Regions from separate parts of the Homo sapiens genome. Here region 1 is linked to region 2. Evidence: read pairs that join two places in POLR2A ChIA-PET (ENCODE). Cell type or tissue: HepG2. All regions are shown on one strand. Links, peaks and the distances in the headings refer to the core of each region. The heading gives the core; the rest is flanking DNA. Region 1 overlaps CEMIP (cell migration inducing hyaluronidase 1). Region 2 holds the start of MIR549A (microRNA 549a).

Region 1 (15,243 bases), core at 4,132-9,131, 120 kb after region 2:
ATTCCCATGCCCCTCGGATGCTCAAGCTGTGAACTGCAAGATGGAGAGTGCTGTGTGGGTTTCAGGGGTTTAGAGTTCTAATCTGGGGTGCACCATTTACTCCACACTCTTGGTCAAATTTCTTCACCTCTCAGAACTCTTTCTAGAGCCACAGAGTGATAGAGTGGGGAAGGAGATCTTGTAGATCAATGCCATCATTTGATGGATGGGAACACTGGGCTTCAGAGAGGGGCAGGGACTTGCTGGTTGTCCTAGGGGCAGCTCAAAGGTAGGCAGGTTCCTAGGAGGTCTCCTCCCTTACAGTTTGCCCCATTTCCTGCTGTGCATGGCTCCCCTGTCTACAACAAAGCCATCACCCTGCCTAGGTGGCAGTGAGGCTCAGGTGAGACCCTGCCTGCCCCATACAAACACATGTCAGGCACCATCAGTAGCTGAGCACAGAGCTCTTCCCAAGGGGCCACAGTGCAGTGTGGCTAGGCGGTACCTGGTGGGCGTGGGGGGCTGGCGATGGGGAGCCATGGAACGGGGTGGGGCAGCCGTCCTCTCATAGGGCTTTTGCTCAGGAGACTCATCATTGCTTTTCAGAGCAAATGGCATTCGTTGGCTTCAAAGGCAGCTTCCGGCCCATCTGGGTGACACTGGACACTGAGGATCACAAAGCCAAAATCTTCCAAGTTGTGCCCATCCCTGTGGTGAAGAAGAAGAAGTTGTGAGGACAGCTGCCGCCCGGTGCCACCTCGTGGTAGACTATGACGGTGACTCTTGGCAGCAGACCAGTGGGGGATGGCTGGGTCCCCCAGCCCCTGCCAGCAGCTGCCTGGGAAGGCCGTGTTTCAGCCCTGATGGGCCAAGGGAAGGCTATCAGAGACCCTGGTGCTGCCACCTGCCCCTACTCAAGTGTCTACCTGGAGCCCCTGGGGCGGTGCTGGCCAATGCTGGAAACATTCACTTTCCTGCAGCCTCTTGGGTGCTTCTCTCCTATCTGTGCCTCTTCAGTGGGGGTTTGGGGACCATATCAGGAGACCTGGGTTGTGCTGACAGCAAAGATCCACTTTGGCAGGAGCCCTGACCCAGCTAGGAGGTAGTCTGGAGGGCTGGTCATTCACAGATCCCCATGGTCTTCAGCAGACAAGTGAGGGTGGTAAATGTAGGAGAAAGAGCCTTGGCCTTAAGGAAATCTTTACTCCTGTAAGCAAGAGCCAACCTCACAGGATTAGGAGCTGGGGTAGAACTGGCTATCCTTGGGGAAGAGGCAAGCCCTGCCTCTGGCCGTGTCCACCTTTCAGGAGACTTTGAGTGGCAGGTTTGGACTTGGACTAGATGACTCTCAAAGGCCCTTTTAGTTCTGAGATTCCAGAAATCTGCTGCATTTCACATGGTACCTGGAACCCAACAGTTCATGGATATCCACTGATATCCATGATGCTGGGTGCCCCAGCGCACACGGGATGGAGAGGTGAGAACTAATGCCTAGCTTGAGGGGTCTGCAGTCCAGTAGGGCAGGCAGTCAGGTCCATGTGCACTGCAATGCCAGGTGGAGAAATCACAGAGAGGTAAAATGGAGGCCAGTGCCATTTCAGAGGGGAGGCTCAGGAAGGCTTCTTGCTTACAGGAATGAAGGCTGGGGGCATTTTGCTGGGGGGAGATGAGGCAGCCTCTGGAATGGCTCAGGGATTCAGCCCTCCCTGCCGCTGCCTGCTGAAGCTGGTGACTACGGGGTCGCCCTTTGCTCACGTCTCTCTGGCCCACTCATGATGGAGAAGTGTGGTCAGAGGGGAGCAATGGGCTTTGCTGCTTATGAGCACAGAGGAATTCAGTCCCCAGGCAGCCCTGCCTCTGACTCCAAGAGGGTGAAGTCCACAGAAGTGAGCTCCTGCCTTAGGGCCTCATTTGCTCTTCATCCAGGGAACTGAGCACAGGGGGCCTCCAGGAGACCCTAGATGTGCTCGTACTCCCTCGGCCTGGGATTTCAGAGCTGGAAATATAGAAAATATCTAGCCCAAAGCCTTCATTTTAACAGATGGGGAAAGTGAGCCCCCAAGATGGGAAAGAACCACACAGCTAAGGGAGGGCCTGGGGAGCCCCACCCTAGCCCTTGCTGCCACACCACATTGCCTCAACAACCGGCCCCAGAGTGCCCAGGCACTCCTGAGGTAGCTTCTGGAAATGGGGACAAGTCCCCTCGAAGGAAAGGAAATGACTAGAGTAGAATGACAGCTAGCAGATCTCTTCCCTCCTGCTCCCAGCGCACACAAACCCGCCCTCCCCTTGGTGTTGGCGGTCCCTGTGGCCTTCACTTTGTTCACTACCTGTCAGCCCAGCCTGGGTGCACAGTAGCTGCAACTCCCCATTGGTGCTACCTGGCTCTCCTGTCTCTGCAGCTCTACAGGTGAGGCCCAGCAGAGGGAGTAGGGCTCGCCATGTTTCTGGTGAGCCAATTTGGCTGATCTTGGGTGTCTGAACAGCTATTGGGTCCACCCCAGTCCCTTTCAGCTGCTGCTTAATGCCCTGCTCTCTCCCTGGCCCACCTTATAGAGAGCCCAAAGAGCTCCTGTAAGAGGGAGAACTCTATCTGTGGTTTATAATCTTGCACGAGGCACCAGAGTCTCCCTGGGTCTTGTGATGAACTACATTTATCCCCTTTCCTGCCCCAACCACAAACTCTTTCCTTCAAAGAGGGCCTGCCTGGCTCCCTCCACCCAACTGCACCCATGAGACTCGGTCCAAGAGTCCATTCCCCAGGTGGGAGCCAACTGTCAGGGAGGTCTTTCCCACCAAACATCTTTCAGCTGCTGGGAGGTGACCATAGGGCTCTGCTTTTAAAGATATGGCTGCTTCAAAGGCCAGAGTCACAGGAAGGACTTCTTCCAGGGAGATTAGTGGTGATGGAGAGGAGAGTTAAAATGACCTCATGTCCTTCTTGTCCACGGTTTTGTTGAGTTTTCACTCTTCTAATGCAAGGGTCTCACACTGTGAACCACTTAGGATGTGATCACTTTCAGGTGGCCAGGAATGTTGAATGTCTTTGGCTCAGTTCATTTAAAAAAGATATCTATTTGAAAGTTCTCAGAGTTGTACATATGTTTCACAGTACAGGATCTGTACATAAAAGTTTCTTTCCTAAACCATTCACCAAGAGCCAATATCTAGGCATTTTCTTGGTAGCACAAATTTTCTTATTGCTTAGAAAATTGTCCTCCTTGTTATTTCTGTTTGTAAGACTTAAGTGAGTTAGGTCTTTAAGGAAAGCAACGCTCCTCTGAAATGCTTGTCTTTTTTCTGTTGCCGAAATAGCTGGTCCTTTTTCGGGAGTTAGATGTATAGAGTGTTTGTATGTAAACATTTCTTGTAGGCATCACCATGAACAAAGATATATTTTCTATTTATTTATTATATGTGCACTTCAAGAAGTCACTGTCAGAGAAATAAAGAATTGTCTTAAATGTCATGATTGGAGATGTCCTTTGCATTGCTTGGAAGGGGTGTACCTAGAGCCAAGGAAATTGGCTCTGGTTTGGAAAAATTTTGCTGTTATTATAGTAAACATACAAAGGATGTCATCATCTTGTCTGTTTGTTTCATTTTCTATTAAAATGGGCTTCATTTTATCTAGGGATAATAACTTATCTAAGGATAACCTAAGATAAACAGTTATCTAAGGATAATAAGGCTGATGAAATCACCCCATGTGTCTGCCTTACTTCCATGGCCTTATTCCCAAGAGCTAGTCATATGTCAAGATCCTACCTTGCCTTGCCCCAAGGCGGGGTGTCCATAAGAGCAGGTGGAGATGGTTCAAAGAAAGAGAAGATATCATTCATATGGCTGGCCATGTCCAGAACTTGCTGCGTCCTCCACATTTCTAAGCTGTCAGGAGGCTGTCACTTCAACTCCCCTCCCCGATGGGGAAGCCAGGCAGAAGCAGGACTCTCTTTTCCTCCCAGGCCCTGTTTGGCTGGAGGCCAAACACGTTTGACAAGAGCATGGGGGCTGAGGTGGGAAAAACAGGTCCAAATCAAACTGGCAGACGAGAGGCAGGCACAGGTAGAGGGCACCTCAGGCAGCACTGGAAGGGGCTCAGGGGTCTGGAAGGGAGAGAGTGAGAGGCAGAGGTTAGAGCAGGTGAACTGGGAGTGGTCCAGAACTGCCAGTCCAGGAGGGCAGCCACTAGCTTCATGGGGCTACCTACATTTAAATTAATTTAAATTAAATGCAATTAAAAATGCAGTTCCTCAATCACATTGGCCACAATTTTCAAGTGCTCAATGGCTATGTGTGTCTAGTGGCTACCATATAGGATAGAGTCGATATAAAACATTTCCATCACCACAGAGAGTTCTTCTCTTGATTTCCAAAGAGCTCCTGGGTCTTATGCATTGGGTTTAAAAACAAAACAACTATGTCTCGTGTGTGTGTGTGTGTGTGTGTATGTCTCTCTGTCTGTCTGTCTGTGTGCATCTGTGTATAGTCAATTCACTTAAAGGGGCTGGTACCAGATTGGTCGTTTTAAGCTGCCAATACACAAATATATCTGGCAGACTAGCTTTGGGCATAAAGTCAGCTGTGCAGTAGAGAGTACACGGCCTCTACCTTCAGGAAACTTTGCCAGGAGAAAGAGATCACACTTGCACACTCAGTCAACAAATATTTTTGCACCCCTGCTCTGTGCCAGGCACGGTGCACACAGAGGAACACAGAATGACCCCATGGAGAACATGAAATTACCTGCCCAATGAGTGGTGTGGCAGGCTTCTGAGGGCAGGGAGTGATCATCGCCTGGATTGGTCAGGGAAGGTCAGTGAGTGGAAGTAGGACAGGTGTTGGCCTGAGAGTCAGAGATGGATAAGAGAAGGGCCTTTTGTAAGAGGCAGAGTCTGACAGAGGGGCAGCTATCAGAGTGTGGGCTTGAGAACACCTGGGCATAAATCAAGGCTCAGTCATGAGAGGCAAAGTGGAAGGTGGGTTGGGCCAAACACAGGGTCAGCTTTAGGGCCCACTGGCTGTGATGAAAGAGGGTGGGGGGTTACTAGTGACTTCTCAGCCAGAAGTGTCACTGTGTGAAAGAGAGCACAGCCCACTGATTCAGTAGGTGCATAGAAGAGGCATCCAGGGAGGACTTGGAAAGCAGACGCCAACGAGGAACCGTCGAGCAATGGGACACTGCACCCAGCTAGACGCACAGCAAAAGAAGCCACAGAGAGGTTGGGGTGGAGGGACAGGCAGGCACTTCAGGGTCCTTCATTTGTCCCTGCAATAGTCACCAGATCCCACAAGTAGTCACTGCAATGCATTAGGTGACCAGTGGGCACCTTCCGTTCCTGTCCGCAGGGAGACAGACAGGATGATCTGCTCTCCCTCACCAGCCTGGGAGGGGACAGGTCAGAAAAGTGTGGCAGAGTTAAGTTTTGCAGAATGCATAGGAATGAACTAAGTGAAGAAGGGCAAAGAACATTCCTGGTGAGGGAATGGTGCTGGGAAGGCCTGGAGGCGATGTGTAGGAGTTGCTGGAGGAAAGGGGGTGGGGTTCCTCCCCACAGACAGGAGGGGTGAAGGCATGGGCGTTCACTCATGGAGGCTGGGGTGGCCTTAGAGGTCAGTGCAGTGACAGCTAACAACATCTGCCTAAAGAAAACGCAACGGCACAAAGCTGGAAGCAGGCGTTTGGGAGAATTTTGTTCCCATACCCACAGGCACACAGGGTATGCTGAGTTGGGCACACAGGCAGTCCCTGAGGTGGCATATGCCTGCATCTCCAATCTGGTCACCCATTCCTTCCTCATCCCCAATCCCCAGATGAGCCCTAATCCTCATCCCCTCCCACTGGCTCAAGGATCTTAGAGTCCTCATAACATGGTAGATGACCTGACCCACCCTGCCCTCTCTCCTCTCGGCTTGGCCCACGCCTACTCATGTTCCAGGGCGTAGCTCCACACAAAGCCTTCTCTGACCCATGCCTGGCAGCTTTCTCCTTCCTCTCCTGGGCCCAGGGCCCAGTGCCTTGATATTGCGCCCCCTGTCCCAGGCTAACATTCACCCCTTCCTCCAGACTGTAGCCTCCTGCAGAGCATAGGCCATAGGTTTTCCCATATCTGGCAGAGTTCTGTTGGGTAATGTGTGCTTGCTGTGTTGAACAAAGGCATAAAAGCCGACCCTAGCGCAACCCTCCTGCCTCCAGTACTGAAGCCAAAATCCTGAGCCCTTTGACCCCATCCTAGCTGTTTTAGCCTGGGGGCTAGGTAGGCGGCAGAGGTTTTCTCAATGGCAGGGAAAGGAGTAGGATGTGGGTGGTGGGAAGGGCTTAATCCTGGGAGGATCAAGTCCACAGGCACCTGGCAGTGCCCTCATGTCCTCAGGGCTGGGTTGGGGTGAGAAGGAGAGCAGACAGAGGTAATGGTGAGGGTTGGGGGAGGGGATGGAGGAAGGGAAGAGTTCATTGTCCCAGGAACTGCCCTCCCTCACAGAAAACAATCAGGAGCATCAAACAGAATCAACAACATGCATGACTCAGCTTTGAAAGCTATAAAGCAAGCTCGTCTAACCCACCGCCAGTGGGCTACATGCAGCCCTGGATGGCTTTGAATGCAGCCCAACGCTAATTTGTAAACTTTCTTAAAATATTATGAGTTTTTTTGCATTTTTTTAAAGCTCATCAGCTATCGTTAAGTGTTAGTGTATTTTACGTATGGCCCAAGACAATTCTCCTTCCAATGTGGCCCAGGAAAGCCAAAAGATTGGATGCCTGTGCTCTAAAGCCTGCTACTCAGTGTGGTCCATGGGCCAATGGCATCAGCATCATCAGCATCAGCTGGGGGAGGTGGTTCACACCTGTAGCCCCAGCACTTTGGGAGGCTGAGGCAGGTGAATCGCTTGAGCCCAGGAATTCAAAACCAGCCTGGGCAACACAGCGAGACCTTGTCTCTACTAGAAAAAAAAAAAAAAGTTCAGCACCACCCAGGAGTATAACCAGGAGCTGGTTAGAAATGCCCAATCTCGGCCGGGCGCGGTGGCTCAAGCCTGTAATCCCAGCACTTTGGGAGGCCGAGGCGGGCGGATCACGAGGTCAGGAGATCGAGACCATCCTAGCTAACACGGTGAAACCCTGTCTCTACTAAAAATACAAAAAAAAAAAAATAGCCGGGCGCAGTGGCAGGTGCCTGTAGTCCCAGTATTCGGGAGGCTGAGGCAGGAGAATGGCGTGAACCCAGGAGGCGGAGCTTGCAGTGAGCCGAGATTGCGCCACTGCACTCCAGCCTGGGCGACGGAGAGACTCCGTCTCAAAAAAAAAAAAAAAAAAGAAATGCCCAATCTCAGGCTCTCCCAGATCAGCTGAATCAGAATCTGCATTTTAAGAAGGGACCCAGGGTAGTTGTTTGCACAGTAAAGTTTGAGAAGTGTGTGTTTGTGCGTGTGTGTGTGTGTGTGTGTGTGAGAGAGACAGAGTCTCTTTAGCCCAGGCTGGAGTGAAGTGATGCAATCTCGGCTCCCTGCAACCTCCGCCCCCCAGGTTCAAGCGATTCTCCTGCCTCAGCCTCCTGAGTAGCTGGGATTACAGGCCTGAGCCACCACGCCTGGCTAATTTTTTGCATTTTTAGTAGAGACGGGTTTTCGCCATGTTGGCCAGGCTAGTCTTAAACTCCTTGCCTCAGGTGATCCACCCACCTCGGCCTCCCAAAGTGCTAGGATTACAGGTGTGAGCCACTGCGCCCGGCTGAGAAGTGTGGTTTTAGGAGTCTCTAAGAGACCAGGCACAGTGGCTCACACTGTCATGAGTCATGCATGACTCAGACTGGCAACATGGCAAAACCTCATCTCTACAAAAAATACAAAAATTACCCAGGCGTGATGGCTCATGCCTGTGGTCCCAACTACTCAGCAGGCTGAGGTGGGAGGATCACTTGAGCCTGGAAGGTAGAGTCTGTGGTGAGCCGAGATCGCGCCACTACACTCCAGCCTGGGTGACAGAGTGAGATCCTGTCTAAAAAAATAATAATAAAATAAAATAAAAAAGACCCTAAGAGCCTAGGCAGCCAGTTTAGAATGGATTTTATATAAGGCTGCCCAGCTATGATGACATGAAGTGTGTTGGACGGAGAGCTCTGGGCTAAGAATCGGAAGGCGTCCAACTGCTCCCCTCGACTGCAAGATTCCTTCTTTCTTCCCCGGTCTCCACACACTAATTATTGAAGACAAGGAACATGTCTACAGAAAAGTTGGGCTTAGGTGTTATTCATGGTGAGAGCAAAAGAAAACAGTTCTCGGACACACAAAGGCTTAGAAAGAGTAGCACGAGGGTGCTCTTCCAGAAAACATTGAGGTGTTCTCTAATCAGATAGAGAAACAAAATCAAGAATTTACAATTGGGGTAAGGGGAACAGGAAAAAAAAGCCAGCAGCCAACCCTAAAACCACAAAGATATTGCAATAAGTTTTATAAATATAAACACAGAATTCGGTGCAAAGCCAAAAGCAATTCTGAGATAGCCAATTGTTAATATTTACAAAGGAAAGTTGGGTTTTACAAACCTGGGATATATGGTAATAACAAGCAAAACAGATACAAGGACGGAGCATGCAGAGGGGGTGGCTGTGTTAAGCTCTTCATCTTCTCTCTTTTTTTTTGTTTGAGACAGAGGGTTTTGTTTTGTTACCCAGGCTGGAGTGCAGAAGCATGATCCTAGCTCACTGTGGCCTCGACCTCCCAGGCTCAAGGGATCCTCCTACCTCACCCCCTGAGTAGCTGGGACTACAGGCTCACGCTACCATGCCCAGCTATTTATTTATTTATTTATTTTTTTGTAGAGATGGGGTCTCACTGTGTAGCCCAGGCTGCTCTCAAATTCCTGAGCTCAAGCAATTCTCCCACCTCAGCCTCCCAAAGTGCTGGGATTATAGATATGAACCACCATGCTCAGCTTCTTCATCTTCTCTTGTGGGAGGAAATTGTCTCATGTTGTTTTAGACATTAACAGAGTTATAATTATAGGTTTAAGAAGGAAAACAAAAACTAATGATGATAATGAATAGCATTTAAAAATGAGACATCTCCCTACCACTGCAGAAGAAAAAAAAACAAAATACAGTCTCCATAAAGAGAGGACAGAAAGATGACATGAAAATGACCACACAACACCTGGGTAAAGAGGAGTCCAGCCACAACAGCAGTAACAGTATGTAACCAACCTAGGTTTCCCAGCTAAAAATGAAAGACCTTCAGGTTCTGCCAAGAAAATAAAATTAAATTATTTGTTGCCTACAGGCTTACCACTGTAAACACTGGCTGCTTGAGCGTGGTCAGTTTTTAGAGACCACCTTTCCTCTCTTCATATTTAGCTGAACTTGCTTAGGCTCCCATGATTGGAAGAAACTTGGCAATCCCCATCCACTGCAAAACACACACACACACACACACACACGAAATTGGCTCATGCAATTACAGAGACCAACAAGTCCTAAGACTGGCAGTCTACAAGCCTGAGACCCAGGAGAGCTGTGGTGTAGCTCCAGTCTGAAGACTGGCAGGCTCTGAAACCCAGAAGGAGCCAATGTTTCAGCTCAGCCCAAAAAGCAGTGTCTCAGCTCAAAGGCTGTCAGGCAGAAGGAACTCTCTCTTACTCAGCCTTTTTGTTCTATTCAGGCCTTCCACTGGTTGGATGAAGCGCCACCCACCCCCCCACCCCCATATTAGGGAGGGCCATCTGCTTTCCCCAGTCTACCAATTCCAATGTCAATCTCATTTAGAAACATTCTCACTGAAACTCCCAGTATCATATTTGACTAAATCTCTGGGTAGCCCCTGGCCCAGTCAAGTGGATACATAAAATTCACCATCCCAGATTGCCTCTTTTCTTCTTGATTTCCTCAAATTACACAAACACAAGGAAGTTATTTATAGCGGAATTTTGCTGAAGATTTAGGAATATGGCATAGCAACAGCTTCAAATAGAATATTAGTCATCATTTCCCAGAAGTTCCTCTACCCTCCCATTCGCCTACACACACCTTAAGTAAATTCCTGGGTCAGGCTGCTACTAGAACATCAGAATTCTCCTTGCCTTATCAGGTATAGAATTGTTGCTCTCTCATCAATAAAAAGATTGGTCCCAGGCATTTATTTTATTTCAATTAATTAATTAATTTAGAGATGGGGTCTCACTCTGTCACCCAGGCTGAAGAGCAGTGGTGCGATCTTGGCTCACTGCAACCTTCACCTCCCAGGTTCAAGCAATTCTCCCACCTCAGCCTCCTGAGTAGCTGAGACCACAGGCATGCGCCACCACACTCAACTAATTTTTTCTATTTTTTGGTAGAGATGGGGTTTTGCCACGTTGCCCAGGCTGGTCTCGAACTCCCGAGCTCAGGTGATCTGCCTGCCTTGGCCTTCCAAAGTGCTGGGATTACAGGCATGAGCCACCGTGCCTGGCCTTAGGCATTTTTTTTTCATATCCAAACACTCATCAAGGTGCTCTGCTGAGCAAAGAACTATCTCTCAGGGGTCACCACCCTTTAGCAGTATAAACAATCTGCAGAGGCCTTGCAATTGCAGCCTGTCTTCAATGTGATCAGGTTGGGAGCAGGATTGTCTTTTCAAGGTCCTTGATGTGTCAGTTTATGGAATGGCAATTGTTGAGGCAATAGATGACAGTTACCCCCATATTCTGAGGAAAAGCCCCTAGAGTAGCCGTGAAGGACTTGGTAAGAAGTGGTGACCCACCTCCAGGCTAAGGAAGAGAAGGCTGGAGAGTCATTGAAGGGGAGATGCCCTGAAGGAAATTTACAAGAGTCAATGTGCTATTGGGTTTCCCCTCTCTCAAAGGGTGCATCCCCTAAGCCCGGTGAGAGGCTCCAAGAGAACCCCTCTTGGGGAGATTGCGGAGATTTACCAAAGGAAGAGATTGACATTTTACTTCTCAGCTGGACACTTGCTGAGTGCCTAAAACTCACAGGTCATCCAGCTGCTGTTGGAGTTGGGGGAGACAGTTTTCCGGAGAGCCTGCCTTGCATGCCTGCCATGTGAGAGGGTAGAGGTTGAAGGTGCCTCTCGCCCAGAGATGACCGAAGGTAGATGGAGGCTGGAGCTGCCGCAGTGCCTGGAAGGATGAAGGGCAGCCTCTGGGTCAGTGCATTCACTCCTTTTGGCTGGGAGGATGTGTGAGGCTTCCCACGAGTCAAGTGTACATTGTGGAAATTAGTGCGGCCCTGGTGTGAGCTAGTTTGAAAGGGCCCTGTTCCAAGTGGCTGCCTGCTTAGCTGAAGGGGTTCCTGATAGAAAGAGGATATAGGGCAACTCCAAGGGGTTTCACCAGTATTCAGCTAGAAAATGTCTTGCTCAGATCAAAGTTGGTAAGGGGGATCTTGGGCATATTCTCCAAACATGCCAAACAGCCAATAAATGGACACCTGCCATAACGGAGAACACTTACGAACCCTCTTTCTACCATAACATAAATTATTAAAGATTTTTAACCCCTCTTCTTCCAATCCCCCCACCTTTGTGCCCCTGCAGGAGCCAGCAGGAATAGGAAGAGATGGAAGAAGTGGAGAGAAAAAGCAAAGTGGAAGAGAGAAGAATAGCTCATGTCCCCATTATCTCCTGGAAGTGCTCAAAAAGAAGTGGGTAAGAGCAGTGGTGTGCAGGTAAACTCAACTGGAAGCAGGGGGAGTGGGGCGGTGGGTGGGAGAAGCCCTGTTCGTAGTATTTGTTGATGCCCATAGTGTAAATTCTCCCATCATGGCTGATTTTCAGCTGCAATGGTTTCGCAACCAGCTTGTAAAATTCCTGTCTATTTAACAATTGGTTTTCACCAGCTGGTCCCAGCCAGCTCATCACTGACAGAAGGCTGAGTGAACAAAGGGGGTTTAAGACAGCACTGAGTCCAGGCGTGGTGGCTCACACCTGTAATCCCAGCACTTTGGGAGGCCAAGGTGGGCAGATCACTTGAGCCCAGGAGTTCAAGGCCAGCCAGGGCAACATGGAAAAAACCCCATCTCTACAAAAAACACAAAAATTAGTTGGGTGTGGTGGCACCCACCTGTAGTGCCAGCTACTCAGGAGGCTGAGGTGGGAGGATCACCTGAGCTTAGGGAAGTCAAGGCTGCAGTGAGCTGTGATTACACCACTGTAATCCATCCTGGGTGACAGACAACATCCTGTGTTTAAAAAAAAAAAAAAAAAGCACGGAGAAAAAAAAAAACTCTTTCCCAGTTTGTACCTTTCAAGATCAGCACATTCAACCAACCAATTACACAAAGTGGAAAGAAGGAGTACAAGGACTTACACTCCCTTGGAAAGAAAGAATTAAGCTGTTAAAATGAAATTCTACTTATTTGCATCTTTTAAATAATTATTTCTCCTTCAAATTCTAGAGGGAAAACACTTGATATATGGTTGAATAATGACACAATGTTGGGGATGAGGAACGCTTTCTTAAACAAAATATCAAAGGAAAAATCATCAAAATTGGTTGATATGCCTACATAAAATTATTGAAACTCTAAACAATATTGACAGGAAACGAGTTTAAAATACATATCCCAGAAAAGAAATTATTATCTTTGGGTGTCTAGTCATCTTCTGTTTGCCTCCAGATCAATTCTACACCCTTCTCTGCCCTGTTTAAGGCCCCAAGAGGCCGAGACATGTCCAGCAGCTGTTCCCTGGCCCTCTGGCTCCCTGTTGGGTTTGGCCAATTGGAGGCACCGTCAACAGATGGAAGGGAGGAAGGAAAGTCCTGGGTTAGGGAATTCATGCCACTGTCTCCCTTTTTACTGTGTCTCTGTGAGTTGACTGTATCCCTCTAAGGAAGATGAGAGCTTTGGTCAGGAGCCCTTTCGTGGTCCCAGTAATTGCCCTCTCTCTCAGTATCGCCAGGCTTAGGGGTGGTAACTGGCCCCCACTTTTGCAAGCCCAGGGCTATTGCACTACTCCTTGTTGGGATCCCTAAACTTTATGCACACAATTTGCAAACAATCCTGCCATTAAATGCTCCTTAACATGCCATCTGCTTTTTGCTGAGACTCTGCTGATATTTTATATGAGAGGCTCTTACAAAGCAGTAAGGAACAAAAAGAAAAAAAAAAAGGAAAAGAAAAGAAAGAAAAACAGCAAAAGGGGGCCAGATTACATAAGAAAAAATATAAATGGCAAAATGGCAAAAGATATATTCAAAAACTAAACCTTGTTGGTAATTATAAAATGCAAATTGAAACAACAGTGAGATGCTATTATCCACCTAGTAAACTAGAAAATATTAAAAAGAACTATAAAAGACAGAAGAAATGAATGCTCCTAGACAATGAGGATAAAAGAATAATTTGGTGCAAATTTTCTGTAAAGCAATTTAGTACTAAGTAAAAATGACTGCAAAATGTATTCAGACTTTGGCTCCAAAATTCTGTCAAAGAATTTATCCTAAAGAAAGAGCTACAGAAATGCACAAGAATTTGTGACAAGGATATTCACTGCAGCATTTTATATGATGATGAAAACTGTAAAACAACCTAAGTAGTCAACAGTCAGATATTGGCTAAATATACCATCACAAAGAAGATGAAAGAAAAAACATTATAGACAAGCAAATGCTGAGAGATTTTGTCACCACCAGGCCTGCCTTACAAGAGCTCCTGAAGGAAGCATTAAACATGGAAAGGAACAACCTGTACCAGCCACTGCAAAAACATGCCAAATTGTAAAGACCATTGACACTATGAAGAAACTGCATCAATTAACGGGCGAAATAACCAGCTAGCATCATCATAACAGGATCAAATTCACACATAACAATATTAACCTTAAATGTAAATGGGCTAAATGCCCCAATTAAAAGATACAGACTGGCAAATTGGACAAAGAGTCAAGACCCATCAGTGTGCTGTATTCAGGAGACCCATCTCACGTGCAGAGATGCACATAAGCTCAAAATAAAGGGATGGAAGAAGATCTACCAAGCAAATGGAAAGCGAAAAACAGCAGGGGTTGCAAACCTGGTCTCTGATAAGACAGACTTTAAACCAACAAAGATCAAAAGAGACAAAGAAGGCCATTATATAATGGTAAAGGAATCAATTCAACAAGAAGAGATAACTATCCTAAATATATATGCACCCAACACAGGAGCACCCAGATTTATAAAGCAAGTTCTCAGACACCTACAAAGAGACTTAGACTCCCACACAGTAATAATGGGAGACTTTAACACGCCACTGTCAATATTAGACAGATCGAGACAGAAAATTAACAAGGATATCCAGGACTTGAACTCAGCTCTGGACCAAGCAGACCTAATAGACATCTACAGAACTCTCCACCCCAAATCAACAGAATATACACTTTTCTCAGCACCGCATCACACTTATTCTAAAATTGACCACCTAATTGGAAGTAAAACACTCCTCAGCAAATGTAAAAGAACAGAAACCACAACAAACTGTCTCAGACCACAGTGCAATCAAATTAGAACTCAGGATTAAGAAACTCACTCAAAACCGCACAACTACATGGAAACTGAACAACGTGCTCCTGAATGACTACTGGGTAAATAATGAAATGAAGGCAGAAATAAAGATGTTCTTTGAAACCAATGAGAACAAAGACACAATGTACCAGAATCTGAGGGACACATTTAAAGCAGTGTGTAGAGGGAAATTGATACCACTAAATGCCCATAAAAGAAAGCAGGAAAGATCTAAAATCGACACCCTAACATCACAATTAAAAGAACTAGAGAAGTAAGAGCAAACATTCAAAAGCTAGCAGAAAACAAGAAATAACTAAGATCAGAGCAGAACTGAAGGAGATAGAGACACAAAAAACCCTTCAAAAAAATCAGTGAATCCAGGAGCTGGGTTTTTGAAAAGATCAACAAAATAGACCACTAACAGGACTAATAAAGAAAAGAGAGAAGAATCAAATAGATGTAATAAAAAACGATAAAGTGGATATTACCACCAATTCCACAGAAATACAAACTACCATCAGAGAATACTATGAACAGCTCTATGCAAATAAACTAGAAAATCTAGAAGAAATGGATAAATTCCTGTATACATACACCCTCCCAAGACTAAACCAGGAAGAAGTTGAATCTCTGAATAGACCAATAACAGGTTCTGAAATTGAGGCAATAATTAATAGCCTACCAAACAAAAGAAGTCCAGGACCAGACAGATTCACAGCCAAATTCTACCAGAGGTACAAAGAGGAGCTGGTACCATTCCTTCTGAAACTATTCCAATCAATAGAAAAAGA
Region 2 (15,243 bases), core at 5,278-10,277:
TGTACAAATGGAGCTGCAGGGGAAAGGTGGGTTTCCAAAAGGAGTGACAGTGAGGAAGAGACCGAGATAGAAAGAACCTGTTGCAAACATTTCCCATCTTTTGTCATTCAAATGGATACTGTTTTAAGTATCACCTGTTCTGGTCATAAAAGACAAGAATGTGTTTGTAGAAGCTTCTAGGATGCCTGGCATACACCATGCAGGAAGCACCCTTCCAAGTCGGCTGGCCTGCTTTTGTTTTGCAAAATCTGGTTTGAAAATTTTGCACTTTCCATATTTAGCAACATTTCAGTGGGTGTGAATTTATATTGCTACAGCCATGGCTAAAAGTAATTCACTCTTTGATCTATGTTGCCTATGTGTTACTATACAGACAGGACTTCAGGTTTCTGGAGCTTTGGTTTAAAATAAACTCTGTGTGTGTGTGTGTGTGTGTGTGTGTGTGTGTGTGTGTAAGAGAAACAGACAGACTCTAGGGCATTGCTAGTTCCAATTGGTGGGACTTGCTTGTGACCTGTTTGGTCCAAAAGTTGGTCAAAACTGTAGATTTGCAAATCAGCAGGATTCACTCCCGGCTCTCATTTTGATGTTTCAAATGAGTGCATGTTGTGCATTTGAATTAGATCGGAATGAGTTTTGGGGGTCTCACTGAGACACTCATACATGTCAGGATTTGCCACTTTGGAAGCTGGAGGCAGTTAATATGTCCATTAACCCAGGGTATCAAAGTGGCAGCTCATGAGTCAGATGTGGCCTGCAGTTGTTTTGTTCAGCCCATGCAGTCTTTTAAAAATCTGGAAAATTCACATTAAAATCCAGATATTCCAGGTATCTCTTAAGGCTTAACTTTCTCAAAACTCAGTGATTTTAAAGAACAGTGACATTTATCTGTTTCTCAAATCTGTGATGTGGACAGAGCCAACTTGTCTCTGTTCTGCATCAGTTGAGAGGCTGGGGCTGGAAGCATCTGAGGCTCACTCACTCACATGCCTGGCAGCTGATGCTGGCTCTCAACCGAAACCTCCCCAGGGGCTACAGTGGCCTTTCCGTGTGGCTTTCTCACAGCATGTTGGCTGTGTTCCAATGGTGAAAGTCCACAGAGAGAGAGAGAGACCCCAGTGGAAGGCACATCATTTTTCTAAACGACTCTTGGAAGTTACACTTCTGCTCCATTCTGGTGATTAGAAGTCAGTCATTAAAGTTAGTCCATATGCACAGACAGGGGAATTAGACCCCACTTTTTTATGGAAGGACTATCAAAGAATGCAGACACGTTTTAAAACCAACATGCCAATCTCTCACTTCTCTTGGGAAATTCGGGGACCCAGCAAGATGTGGCCTGAGCAGTGGCTGCCCCTGTAGACAGGGCATGGGCCCTCCAGTTTGCTGGGTCCCCTCCACCCACCGAGATATTGCACCCAACCCCTGTAGGCATTTCAGCTTGGGTCTGCCACTCTAGGCTTTCCATATCTGAGGGTTCAGACTCACTTTTCAGCTCCTTCAATTTACAAGGAATTCTCATTTTTGAAACGTAAGAACTCAGAATTTACTCAGAAGTAAATTTTTTTCCTCCAAAGGAATCAGGTTATATCCAAACAGGTGATTTTTCTGAGAACCAAGCAACTCATTACCCATCCTTCCTTTGGGTATCAGAGATGCAGTTTGGAGGGCTGTGTGGGGGGCATGGGCAGAGGCAGTCAAGATGGCTCTACCCTCCTCATCATCATCATTTGTAGTAGGAGCAGCAGTACTGTCTTTTTTTTTTCTTTTTTTTTTTTTTGGACAGAGTCTCACTCTGTCACCCAGGCTGGAGTGCAGTGGCATGATCTCTGTTCACTGCAATCTCTGCCTCCCAGGCTCAAGTGATTCTCCTGCCTCAGCCTCCTTAGTAGCTGGGATTACAGGCTTGCATCACCACACCCAGCTAATTTTTTGTATTTTTAGTAGAGATGGGGTTTTGCCATGTTGGCCAGGCTGGTCTTGAACTCGTGTCCTCAAGTGATCTGCCTGCCTCAGCCTCCCAAAGTGCTGGGATTACAGACGTGAGTCACTGTGCTCAGCCTTCTTCAGCATTATTGATAATTGGGGCTGGATGACTTTTTGTTTTGGCGGGCTATTCTGTGCATTGTAGGGTGTTTAGTGGCACCCTTGGCCTTCATCCACTAGGTGCCAATAGCACCCCCACCTCCCAGTTGTCTCCCAAAATGTCTCCAGACATGGCAATATGTCCTGAGGGGGTTGGAAAAAGGGTAAAATCACCCCCAGTTGAAAGCCACTGATTTCTCTATGTATTCTGGATAGGAACCCTTTGTCAGTTAAATATTTTGCAAATATCTCCTCCCACTCTGCAGCATGCCTTTTCAGGCTCTTAAAGGTGTTTTTGATGAACAGAAGTTCTTAGTGTAGTCCAGTTACCAATCTTTTTTAAAATTGTTAGTCCTTTTTTATTTCTGTTTTACACATCTTTGCCTGTCCTACCTTTTCTTCTGGAAACTTTATTTTTGTCTTTCACACTCAGAGCTACCATCTACATTGGGATTGACTTTTTGCATGGCCAAAAGTAGAGTCAGGCTTCATTTTTAAAATATGGCTATTCAATTGACTCAGCAACTTTTATTGAAAACATTACTCTTTCCTTATTGCCCTGGGGAGCCACAGCTGTCATAAATCAAATGTCTATAATCCGTGTGGCTGTCTTTTATTCTGTTTCATTGGTCCATTTATGTATCCTTGTAACAATACTACGCTGTCTTAAAGACTTAGCTTTAGCATATGTCTTGAAATCCAGGAGATTAAGGCCTCCCACTTTGTTCTTTGAGATTGTCTTTACTGTTCTTGGCCCTTAGCAGTTTCACACAACTTCTAGAATCACCTTGTCAGTTTCCATTAAGGGAAACATAGTGGCGTTTTGTTTGGGATTCTCCCTATCAGTTTGGAAAAAAAACCAAATATTTACAATATTGAGTCTTCCAATTCATGAAGATAGGATCTATCCATTATTTAGGCCTTTGAAAATTTGTCTCTTTCTCAAAAAAATATTTTTTTGCTTTAAAAAAAAGAGCATGTGGCAGCTTCTTATATTACTCAAGTGTTGTTATTTTTCAAAATAGGGATTGTTTGCATTTTTAGGAGATTATGTTTCTTGGACTAAAAACTATTCTGAGTCCTCATTGCAGAGAGAGAGAGAGAGAGAGAGAAAGAGACAGAGAGCAAGAGAGCATGCAGCCAAATTTCTTAGCTTGGCATTCAGTGGGTTTAGCAAGCTAGCTCCAGCCCGCCTCCTGCCCTCCTTCTTCCTATCTTATATATCTTTTCTTTTGGCCCTATGAAGCTACTCCAAGTTCCCCCAATTCACCATGCTTTTGCTCCTACTGTCCTCTCTGCCTGGAATGTCAGGAAGGGCTTCATGGAGAATGTAGTACCATCGCTGAGTTCCAAAGTAGGAATTTCTAGGCAGAAACAAGGGAATACCCATGGGCCACCAATGCCTAACCAGGCCCAAGACAGGGTAGGAGCTCAATCAGTATCTGCCCACCTGGGATATTTGTCAGGTCCCGGGTCTGGGTGATAGGCAGGGGCCCCGCATGGCCACCCTTCAGCCTGCAGGGGCAGCCAATCTCTGCTTTTCTGGCTCAAAGAAGGAAGCAGTTTGTCTCAAACATGTGGAATCTACCAGCCTGTCTTTCCGTAGTCTGCATCCACGGGGTGCCCACAAAGTCTGGAAACAGATATTATTTTGTTCATTACAGATTGGAAATGTCCTTGAGGACATTGTGTATGTTCACCTGTGTGTCCAGGGTTGGTGGGCACCTGGGATTTCTTAGGGGTTTCCTCTTTCTTAGGGACCTTGCAGGCTGGTGCTATGATCATCCACAGTCTCCCTTCTCCCACGGTCTGTTTCTCTCTGCCTCACTGTTGCCACAGACAGTCTGGACAGATTACAGCTTTGCCCCAACTTGAACCATGGATTTTTCTTTTCAAAATAAAACATAATAAAATTTTGGTGAAAATGGAAATATCTACATGTTTATTTTTAAGTGTTTTTTTTTTAAATGTTAAGTTTTTTGGTTGGTTGGGAAACATCAAAATAGGTCATGTGTAACTTGGTTTGCTCATAAAAAAAAAGTGGCTCATACTTGGTATATTTAGAGATGAGACGGAAGTGATTTTTTTTTTTTTTTTTGTATTCAGTTTTTCTCTATTTTTCTTTTTAAACCAAAAAGTGCTTGGAAAATTTCTCCACCCTATCCACTGTTAGTGCATTTTCCTGGCCTTAAAATTCTGGTAAAGCCTTCTGTTGCCCAAACTGAAGAGTTAAGTGTGCTGAGCTTGGCTTGACCTTCAGTTCTGCTTCTCTAAGAGCGAAAAGGCATCTTTTTCAGGACTGGTGCTATTAATGGGCTGAGGAGGACAGTGTTCCGAAGGGCAGAAAAATGCCTTCCTCTGTGAGAAATTAAGGCAGTGATTTCAAACAAATTGTTTCGCCAGTGTCTGGCATCCCTGCGGGTTGTCTCTGGTTTTCGTCCACTTGTACCAAATGCATTCATGAACATGGCAGACATTTTGCTGAAGGTCTCACAGGGAAGGACGGCTTGGAGACACACATTCCGTAAAAAACAGCTTGAAAACCTTCCTCAAACGTTTCTGTTTTCCATAGTTCCTTTTGCCATAGCGTCCAATCCTATGAGTTCTTTTGTTTTTCCTTTTCCTCCTGGATTTTCTGCCTCCTTACCTCCTGGGTTTTCTGCCTCCTTACCTCCTGGGTTTTCTGCCAGCCTTACCCTCTACCTCCATCACATCCAAAGGCCTCCTGCTTATTATGCAGAGAAATTTGGTCTGGTGTCAGCTTCCACGCCCAGATTTTAATTTTTTTATCCAACAGGGCATTCAGCAAATGAAGACCCTGCAGTTACCAGGACCAGAGCAGTAGGAAGTTATAAGTGATATTTTGCAGCAAGGCAGAATAATGTGATAGGATTGTAAGGGCTAAGCAGTGGAGTCCTAGAAGATGTCCTGAGCCCCTGGCTGCCTTGAGTTCTATTTTGGAAACGTTATTTCTAATTTCTCCCCAGTCCCTAGCTCCCAACTACCAGAGCTGGCCCCAGAACCACTCTCCCCTTCACTGGGAACAGACCCACATCCAACATCCCTATTCTATCTGCAATCATCTGCTGACTGTGGTCTAAGGGATGTGTCTGGCCCCCAGCACAGGCCCTGAGGCCAAGGAGAAGATGAGGTTGCTAAAACTCCAGGGCACTACCAGGCCCTCCTCAGTTATCTGTGGTTGCTCAGAATGATTTGCTTCATAAGCACTCCGAGACGCACAGATGGGGGAGAGTGATGTCATACCAGATTCCATGCTTGATAGACAGACAGATGGATATGCAAATGGAATGAACGAGAGAGATGGGAGGGGTGTAAATGATGGGTGGTGGAGTCTAGAATCAGGTAAGCAGAGGGTTTCCCAGGCTCCTTTGGAAGAGGAGTTCAAAATGACAAGACGCAAAGAACACCATTCTTTATGGCAACCTGGTACAGAACACAGGCACCAGCTCATGTCTGTCCTCACAACACCCTTGAGAGGTCACTGGAGCTTAGGAAACCAAGGGTTGCCCAGAAACATACAGTCAAAACTCAGATTCTAATGCCAGAGTTCCAGCCACTTCACCAGACTGCCTCCAAGAAGTTGCCACTGGTTGGCTGGAAGTCTTGTTCCAAATACTATCTGATGATATTTTCCTTCTTCCCCATCTGCCTTCCTTCAAGAGGAAGTAAACAGATATTCTAGAGCATCTGAACCAAGCATCTTTGCATTTATTTGGGGACATTATTAGTGTCATTTCTTTTCATTCAAGATGCCAGCTGTTGGGGGCAAAGTTGCCCCGCTGAGCTCATGGTATAGACATGGGCAGTTGCTAAAGTAATCCCTCCCCACCTGGAGGTTTCACCTTGCATCCCAAATACCACCCCTGCACAGACTGGGGTCTCTCATTGCTTTCCTCTGTGCCCTCCACTGGCCACACCAACTTCCTTGTTTACCCATCTTAGGTGAGAACACCCTTTCTCCCATGGACTCCTACCAATGCATTTCCCACTCTGCCCCTCTGGCTGTCCCAGGTGTGCTGTATGCAACAGCCCCCCCAGGTCTCTATGCTGCTGTTCCCTGCCCCAGACTCTCTGCTTGTCCAGACCCTGACCTGCGATGTGGAAGTGTGATAGAGGAGAGGGAATTCCAGGCAGAGTAGGAGCGGAGATGACCCATCCACATGCGTTCCACTCGCAGGGAGCGGAGGGTGGGGACGAGTCATTCATAGGGACTCCACACCCAGCTGGCTGGAGCAACGGGTCTTGCAGGTGAGCCCAGCCTGTCAGGACCCTCCTTCCTGGCAGGGACCCTGCTGGCCCGTGGGTGATGCCTTTCTCCTTGGCGCTGCCTCCAGAACTGTGGCGAGGCAGCCGTTTTCAAATGTTTGTTTGGGTTTTCTGGAAGCTCTTTGAAGTTGGAATGAAAAATCTGCCTAGTGGTTCTGAAATGGCCTCTCTGGCTCAGCAGGCCTGGGTCCTGCATCATTCCCTTGGTTCAAGGCTGAGTGCAATGCCACCACCCATTGCTGCCCAAATATGATGGTTGGATTGAAGTTCCCAGATATGTCATCAGGCCCCTTTAAGAAGTTCTCTTTCCTCTATGTTGTTCTACGCGCCTCATCCACCTCACTAGTCAGGAGGTCCTTGATGATAAAACCCCCCGTGTGATTTGTCTTTGTATTCCCAAGACCTATCCCAATGCCCTATACTCAGTGGCAACCACTATTGACACAGCTCTTTAAAATTCATAGAGTACTTCCATGTTCTCTCTTCAGAAGTATAAGGAAGGCATTCCCATTTTGCAGACGAGCACACTGAGGTTCAGACAGGTTGGGCAACTTGCTTTCAGTGACTCAGCTAGGACGGGGCAGACTGAGTATTTGACCCTGTGTGGCTCCAAAATCTGTGCTCCCCGGCTTCTGCCCTGCTTTCCCTGGACAGCCAAAGCGCTCCGTGCATGTTTGGTGCTGAGGTATTAGGGGGTTTAAGTCACAGGGTGTCCAGCACTCAGGAGCTGAGGCCACCCGCAGGCGTCTTGGTTGGCAGCTGAGCCCTCTGAGGTAACAGGAAATAGAGGCAGCGGGACTCAGGCTGGGGTTGAGGTGTTCGGGGTAGCAGGAGAGGAGGAGAAGCTGCTGAAGTGGTGGCAGCCACACTCAGTGAAGTAAGAGGCGCCCCTGCCCAGCGGCCTGAAAGCCACTTCTCCTCAGCCAGCAGGAATCGCATTCCATAGCACAGGAAGCCTCTGTTCAGAGGAGGTCCAGTCAGGAGTGAAGGCTGTGGAGTCAAGGCCGTGAGTGTGTGTGTGTGTGTGTGTGTGTGTGTGTGTGTGTGTGTGTTTAATTTGTGGCTTCAACAGAGGCCAGACTTAAGAATGAATGAAAGAGACAAACAAGGGCAGCTTGTCCCAAGTGGGGGAGGGAGAAGTGTGGACACCAGCTTCTGAGGGAGTCAAGTGCAAAGTCCTGGGCTCCCTGCAAACCGGGCCCTGCAGGAGGGCCAGCACCCGCAGCAGCAGCAGCGAAGCCGGCCAGACCTCCTGGCCTTCCTCACAGCAGAAGGGTGGGCCTTCAGCAACGGGGCCCTGTGCAGTGGGAAAAGGCAACACTGTGCTTGCCTTTGTGGCTAACAGGGGCTGTGCTGCAAATGCTTCAGGAGAGCCCCTGCAGGCTGAGAGGGACATTAGAAAGTTCCATCCTCTTCATCTGCCCACCTCCCTTGGACTGTGGGCTGTGGGCTGCATGGGGCACAGGCACAGGGCTGGATGTGTGGGGCAATTCACCCTCCCAGGTGGTCATTCCTTCTGGCTTTTTATTTGTCCAATATTCCTTCAGTCTCGATTATGTCCCAGGCAAAGTGCTAGACACGCCACACACATTTTCTTCCCTTGCCCTCACAACAACCCTAGCAGGTTGGCACTATCCACCGCATTTTATAGCTGAGGACACAGAACTGTAAAAATGAAGAAGTGACAAGTCCAAGGCCACCCAGCTGGGAAAGGTGGGGTGGGACTTGAAGCTGCTGAGTCTTTTTGAATCTCCTCCTCTAAGGGGCCCCCCAGGCCAGCAGGGAAGAGAAAGTCATAAGCACCCAATTCTGGTAGAAGGCAGAAAGTGGAAAGGGGGGTGTCTAAGTCCCAAGGTGCTTCCTAGGGGCTCGGAGGGTGGCCCCAGAAGACCCCGGGGGATCAGTGTTCTCCAGGAGTCTTGAAGGGCAAGTGTGATGTGGAAGTGTGATAGAGGAGAGGGAATTCCACACAGAGTAGGAGCAGAGATGACCCATCCACTCGCGTTCCACTCACGGGGCATGGAGGGTGGGGACGAGTCATTCATGGGGACTCCACACCCAGTTGGCTGGAGCAGCAGGTCTTGCAAGTCAGCCCAGCCTGTCAGGACCCTCCTTCCTGGCAGGGACCCCGGCTGGCCCACGGGTAATGCCTTTCTCCTTGGCGCTGCCTCCAGAACTGTGGCGAGGCAGCCGTTTTTAAATGTTTGTTTGGGTTTTCTGGAAGCTCCTTGAAGTTGGAATGAAAAATCTGCCTGGTGGTTCTGAAATGGCCTCTCCGGCTCAGTGGGCCTGGCTCCTACAGCATTCCCTGAAGAAGTAAACAGGCCCGTGCAGGGGGAAACTGCAGGGGCCACACTGCTGGACTGCTGGGTGTCCCTGGCCCGAGGCGTGGGAGGCCGGCCCTGGGCCCTGCAGCGCCCGAGTGTTTGCCCAGTTGCCCTGGACACACCAGCCTGGGGTGCAGGGACCACTGCCGCCTGAGAGGGAGTCCTAGGGGGTCCAGGACAGGAAGCCAGCGGTGTTTTATGTTACATTAGGAACACCAGCAGGCTTTCTGGAGTGGACTGAGCCTTGTGGTCAAGAAATAGGCAGGCTTGGAGGCTGTCGGGCTTCCCACCATGCAGCCACCATGCCTCACCTTCATTAGCTGACAAAGCAGTTCTCTGTCCTCACTGGCCACAAGGGGAGGAGGACACAGCTTTTGGAAACCTCCAGGCTGCTATCCTGGAACCTGGAGCCACGGCCAGGGACAGCTTGAGCGTCCCCTCCCCTCTCATCTTGTCCTCTGAGGGGTAGGCTGTGCCCCAGCTGAACGGGGCACCTGTGGCTTTGCCAGCTGATGGCTGCCATGTGGGAATTTGGACCTGGGTTGCCAGATCTTCAGATTTTCCAGCAAAGCTGGAAATCCAGATGTTTGTATGAAACTTCCCCAATTTAAAAAATGTTTAAAAACACTATGCAGGACGACCTATACACATCTGCAGGCCAGACTCGGTCCCTAGGCAGCCAGTTAGTGACCTCTACTCTCTGCCTTCAGACACCCAGGGCCACCTAAACAAAGGGCCCCCATGACAGTGATGGGTTGGGGGTGGAGAAAATGCTCTAGGAGAGACCCTGGAGTCCACAGGCAAGAAGGGCATGGGATCATCCTTTCCCTGCTCCTCCTAAAGGGCAGGCACTGCTCCACTTCTTGGTTCCCGTCCACTCTGTTGGTACAGACATGGGGGAAGCGGGCAAGGGATATGACTTCTAGAATTTGGACCTTGTTTCTCTCTCAGGCACTTCCACTTGCCCTTAACCTGATCTCCTGCTGGTTCAGTCCACCTGGTATGTTTATCAGGAGGCTCTTTCTTTTTCCTTCCTTCTCTTCTCTGTCCATGGCTTTCCCTCTTACAGGTCCTTGGTAGCTGCCGGAGCCCTCCCTCCAGGGGGTGTTGGCCAATGACAAGGCTGGGAGGCCAGGGCCGACCAATCAGAGCAGTTGGCCGTATTGCTGGGAATTAATAGCAACATTGCATATGGGGAAAGCATGAGATTTGGGATCACACAGACCTAGATTCAACGCCTTCCCTAACTGGCCAAAAGACCTTGAGACAGCTGCACAAATTTCCTGCAACTCTGTTCCTCATCTGTAAATGGTGATACTAATTCCTGGCGGGGATTACATACAAAGATGCATGGAAAATGCCTAGCACAGTGCCTGGGATATATTAAGAGCTCATCCATAGTTGTCACTGATTTGAGACAGTGACAACTATGGATGAGCTCTCAATATATTCTTGAGTTGCATGTCTATCAGAAGATGTGATGCCAGGTTCTCAACAGTCAACTTAGAAACACACTCTTGGAATAGAAACACGTTGGGTACCATTTGTACGTGTATTATATATGTATTTCCTTTTCATCTTTTACCTATTCTCTTTTAAACAGAGTGGTGGATTAAAAGGTAATGAATTACGCACAAAGTAGCTTCTCACTTCTCACTGCCTTTCATTTTTCTTCTCCTCCTACTTGGCCTTTCTCCCCCACCAGGACCTTTACTCTGGTCTTCTGTGTTTGCTAATTCATTAGTCAACAAATGTTTACTAAGCACAAAGACTCGTTCTTTGTTCTCAAGGGAGGGAGGCAGACAGATGATTGCAGCAAGGTTGAGGATAAAGAGAAATCCGGGGTTGGGTGCGGTGACTCACACCTGTACTCCCAGAACTTTGGGAGGCTGAGGCGGGTGGATCACCAGAAATCAGGAGTTTGAGACCAGCCTGGCCAACATGGTGAAACCCCATCTCTACTAAAAATACAAAAATTAGCTGGGCGTGGTGGCAGGCATCTGTAATTCCAGCTACTGGGGAGGCTGAGGCAGGAGAATCGCTTGAACCTGGGAGGCAGAGGTTGCAGTGAGCCGTGATTGTGCCATTGCACTCCAGCCTGGGCAACAAGAGCGAGACTCCATCTCAAAAAAAAAGAGAGAGAGAGAAATCCAGGATGTGGAGGGGCCTGGAGTGCAGAAGACATCTGGGAGATCTTAGAGAGAGGCTTGAGGTTTGAGAGAGAATAAGGGTCGTGGCAGCAGGAATGAGGAAGAGATGGATTCATGAGACCTGTAGAGGGACCTTCCAGGAGGTCCCAGGGGTCAGTGGATGGGAAGAGCCAAGAGGAACTCCTCATTTCTGTTTAGATGATTGAGTGGATGACATTGTCACCAACTGAAAGCAGAAGCAGCAGAGAACATCTTGCTAGTGAGAGGTGATGAGCTGGACCATACAAGGTGACCTTTAAAATGCTGGTGGGACAACCAGGTAGAACCATCCCATAAATGATAACAGTGAACTCACTACATGCCAGACTGTCTTAGGTGTTGTATCTTATTTAATCTCCACGATGGCCTTATGAGGGAAGGCACCATCATGATCCTTACTTTTCAGGTGACTATTTTAAGGGTAAGAAATATTAGGTAACTCACCAGTCCAGTGGTCACTGGTTCAAGTGAGTAGAGCTAGTCTGACTCCAGAGCCCATCTTCTTGCCCATTTCATGTATTTATTCAATTAACATTTATTGAAGACCTACTATGAAGCTGGCACCGTTTAGATGCTTTGAATATATCAGTCAAGAAGACCTGCCTTCACGCAGCTCCTGTTCTACTGCGCACACTGCCTCTGCTCAGAGACAGCTGAGGATATGGATGACAGTTCTGGCTGGAGGGGCAGGGGGGCTGCTACACCCACTCCCACTCTGAAATCTCACTTCCAGGGTGAGGGACAGGTGCTTCCTTCACCCACCCACATCAGTCTATATCCCCATGCTAACCATTTTGCTTTGTGCCAGGCCAGGTGGCAGAAGGAAGGGCAGATGCTTGAGAAGGACAGTCATAGAATAGTTCCTTCTAACCCTTTTGTGGCGTCAGTCTCAGACGGTTTCTATATGGAGCTGGACATATCCCTCCATCTCTATCAGCTCATGGTGGAGACCATGTGTTGAGGAGATCATGAAGGGGCTCTTCCTCTGGGTGCTCTGTCACCCAGCCCCCAGCAGCCCACCCAGGTGTCAAAAGACAGGTCTGCCCCTCACTCCAGAGAATAGCTAGGATCCTGGTGGCATGGCACTTTGGAAAGTATGAGACCCCTCCTTGTTTTACAGAAGAAGAAACTGAGGCAGGGAGCAGCCAGTCATTGCCCGAGGCTTCCTGGCAAATTAGTGACAGAGCCAGTTGAGAATGCAGCCCACGTTTGTGTTGCTTCAACTCAGCCCCAGATCCTTCACTCTCCATGGGGGCTGCTTTGGGGAAGCCAGCTTTGCACCCCCACTTCCCTGGAAGGCAGAGCACTAAGGCTGCCACCCAGCCATCGCTCAGGCGGGTCCACACAGCCCCGGGCCAACCTCCCTGGCACTCACACCCAGTGTCCGGAGCAGCTGGTCAGTGGGCGTGGAGCTCCTGCTTGTGTGCCCCCACCCCTGTCGCGCCCTCCCCCTGCCTGGGATGAGCTGCAGCTGCCTCGGGGCCTCTCTGCCTGCGCCCCCCAGCCAGCCTGTGCCCTGCTTTAATGTGTCCTGGGGAAAATAGCTGGCAATGCTCAGGCGACAAGCAAAGGCCATTTTTTAAAAAAAGACTAATGCCAGGATGAGGGGGCAGGAGGGGGTGGAAACAGCTGCAGGCTCCTCTTCCAAATTTAGCCAGGTGACTGCTTTGCCCTGCTCCTCTTTCTCTGGGGTTTTTGGGTGGCCATTGCCTCCATGGTAGGACTGTGTTCCTGAAAACCACCCCCCAGATGACTCACAGAGCTGTGGCAGCTCAGAGAGGAATGTCTATTCATTTCAGCTGGGGCTCTTGTCAGCCAGTTGGACCTGACCAGCAGCTCCACTGTTGCAGAATTGGGCTGCTTCCTACTTCCTGTGTCCCCATCCGATTTCAGGGCCTACCATCCCCAAAGTGACAGAAGATAGCATGGAATGAGGCAGCCATGCCCAGATATCAGAGGTGCTGAAAACATCCTGAGGCTGTGTAGAAACACAGCGAAGATTGGGGCATGGAGCAGGAGCAGGAGAGAAGCCAGGTGGCCCAGCCTTGGGTTGGGAGAACAGGGCATGGCCCCAGCCCCAGGGTGCCCATGGGCAGGACTCAGAGCCCCAGAACCGAGCACTCACCATGTCCACTTCTCATTTATTCTTTAAGTGTTAGAAGGACCTTCAAATCAGCTCATCCAGATGTTCCTAAGTATGAATGATTTGTAAAACGATTTTATGGATATATATGGATAATATATATCCATAAATATTATCCATATACATATATAGATAAAGCTAAATTGTTCTGCATAACCAGTAATTTGACAATTATTTATTGGGGGATGAATCTAATGTCTGAGGAGGAATACATTTCAAAAATATATTGAGGCCGGGTGTGATGGCACTTTGGGAGCCAAGGCAGGAGGATTGCTTGAGCCCAAGAGTTTGAGATCATCCTGGGCAACATAGCTAGACCCTGTCTTCACAAAAAATTTAAAATTTAGCCAGGCGTGGTGGTGCATGCCTTTGGTTCTAGCTACTTGGGAGGCTGAGGCGGGAGGATCTCTTGAGCCTGGGAGGTCAAGGCTGCAGTGAGCAGTGATCACACCACTGCATTCTAGCCTGGGCAACAAAGTGAGACCCTATTTCAAAAAAAGTACCCAGAAATATATTGAGCAAATATGGTGCTACATACAGTGTGGATGATACAGGTAGTATATGAACATGGCACTAAAAAACCTGTCAGTGGAGCCTATTTGAGAAAATATGGGAAATGCTGATCATCACCTTCCTCTTTGTTCTGGTTTTCTGGTCTTCTTCTCTGGTCTCCTTCTCCTTGGTCTTCATCCAGGGAAAACAGACAGTTCTATGAACTGATTTTGGTGTGGTGGGATCTGGGACAGCAGGCATTCCAGCCTTTAACCTTCCCACAGTGACTTTGGCTGTGACCTGGGATGGAGTGGGCAGGCCATAACTGAGGTGGAAAATCCTGTCAGTGAGCTAGATCGAGTCATTAGGCGGAGCTGGATGGGATCAGAGAAAATGGCTTAGACCCTGGAGTGTCACGAAAAGACACACAAGGCAACTAGTGAAGTCAGCAGACATTCCAGCACCTGCCCTCCTCCCTCCATCCTCTAGATCTAGGAGACTCCTCCTGACACACCCACCTCAGACACTTCAGCCTGTCCCTGTTCTGGGCACGCATGCCCTCTGCTACATACACTCCCACCCTCAACATCACTTCCAGGCTGAGGGAACAGGTGCTTCCTTTACCCACCCACCTCAGTGTAAATCTCCATACAGACCATTTTGCTTTGGGCCAGGCCAGGTGGCAGAGGGAAGGGGAGACACTTGGGAAGCACAGTCATGGAATACTTTCTATCTAACCCTTTGGCAGTGTCAGGCCCAGATGGTTTCTATTATGGAGGTGGACGTTTCCCCCATCCCCATAAACTCACCCACATAGGCCCGTGTGGGACATGCATTGACTCATTCACTTATAGTCACTCAACCAACCAGAGCGCTCTTCCCCCGTCTCTCTCTGGGTCAGTAATGCTTGTCTTGCAGGTCTCCAGATAGCCCGAGACAGGCTTTTCCTCCCCCAGGAAAACCTTTCCTGTGCTTCACCTGCTGGGTGGATCACCTGTCAGTAGTGCTTAGCCTGCACTAATCATCGTTGTAGGTCAGAGGCCTCTGGAGCAGCTATTCATGTGCTTGGCCGTCTGGGTCAAGGGAACTGATGTTCAAACAGGATGTGTGCAAGCTCATCTTCTCACCGGGGTGGTACTGATACTGCCCAGGAAACTAGTGAGGAGTGAACTTGATGAGTAACAGCAGCTTAGAGACAGTGTCATCTCTTTTCTCAGACCCATGTGGAAGGGAGAAAGGCCTGCCTGCCGGTGGTCCCGATGCCACTAGGTGGGGCAGGATTTGAGTGATCAGCTCAAGATCTGAAAGATCAAAGGTGGCTGAAATGAAAAGGACGCTTTCTAAGCATAAATGTGAAGTCCTAATTCCTGGCTCAGCAACTCAGCTGTTGATACTAGAGCCTAATAATCACTTGTTGTGGTGACAAGACTTGGGGGCTTTACTCAGTGGTTTCCATTTCCTGGCTGTGCACTGGAAGCCCTGAGCACGTTTTTAAAAGATCAAGTCCAGGGTTCCATCCCAGAATGTTCAGAATGAAGATCTCCAGGAAAGGACTTAGGAAATTGTGTATTTTAGAAGTTCTCCAGGTGGTTCTTATGTAGCTTTTGATTATTTTGGAGGTGGGGTGGGCAGGACAGGGTCTCGCTGTGCCACGCAGGCTGGAGTGCAGTGGCACAATCTTGGCTTCTCTATAGGAAAGCCTTGACCTCCCCAGCTCAAG

What was found. Peaks named below come from ENCODE experiments on the same cell type or tissue, not always from the same donor. Only the 100,000 strongest peaks of a DNase experiment are listed, where the experiment ranks them.
Region 1: POLR2A ChIA-PET joins it to region 2 with 9 read pairs; 1 of 35 experiments calls an interaction of 5 or more read pairs at or near these places.

What each region holds. Positions count from the first base shown.
Region 1 is chr15:80,948,212-80,963,454 of GRCh38, forward strand. CEMIP (cell migration inducing hyaluronidase 1) reads left to right here. Exons shown (of 30, transcript NM_001293298.2): 30 at 586-3,560. The coding sequence ends at 713. It also overlaps a transcript of MESD not described here. Among named protein-coding and RNA genes, the nearest start is that of MESD, 34 kb to the right of the region's middle. RefSeq lists enhancers at 4,445-5,417, 5,418-6,389, 6,390-7,362. In HepG2, for the core only: no CTCF peak of the experiment used is centred there; DNase peaks (open chromatin) are centred at 6,150 and 6,480.
Region 2 is chr15:80,831,908-80,847,150 of GRCh38, forward strand. The region is part of intron 1 of CEMIP (cell migration inducing hyaluronidase 1); the gene reads left to right. MIR549A (microRNA 549a) reads right to left here and starts at 10,166; the gene lies at 10,071-10,166. In HepG2, for the core only: no CTCF peak of the experiment used is centred there; DNase peaks (open chromatin) are centred at 7,434 and 9,804.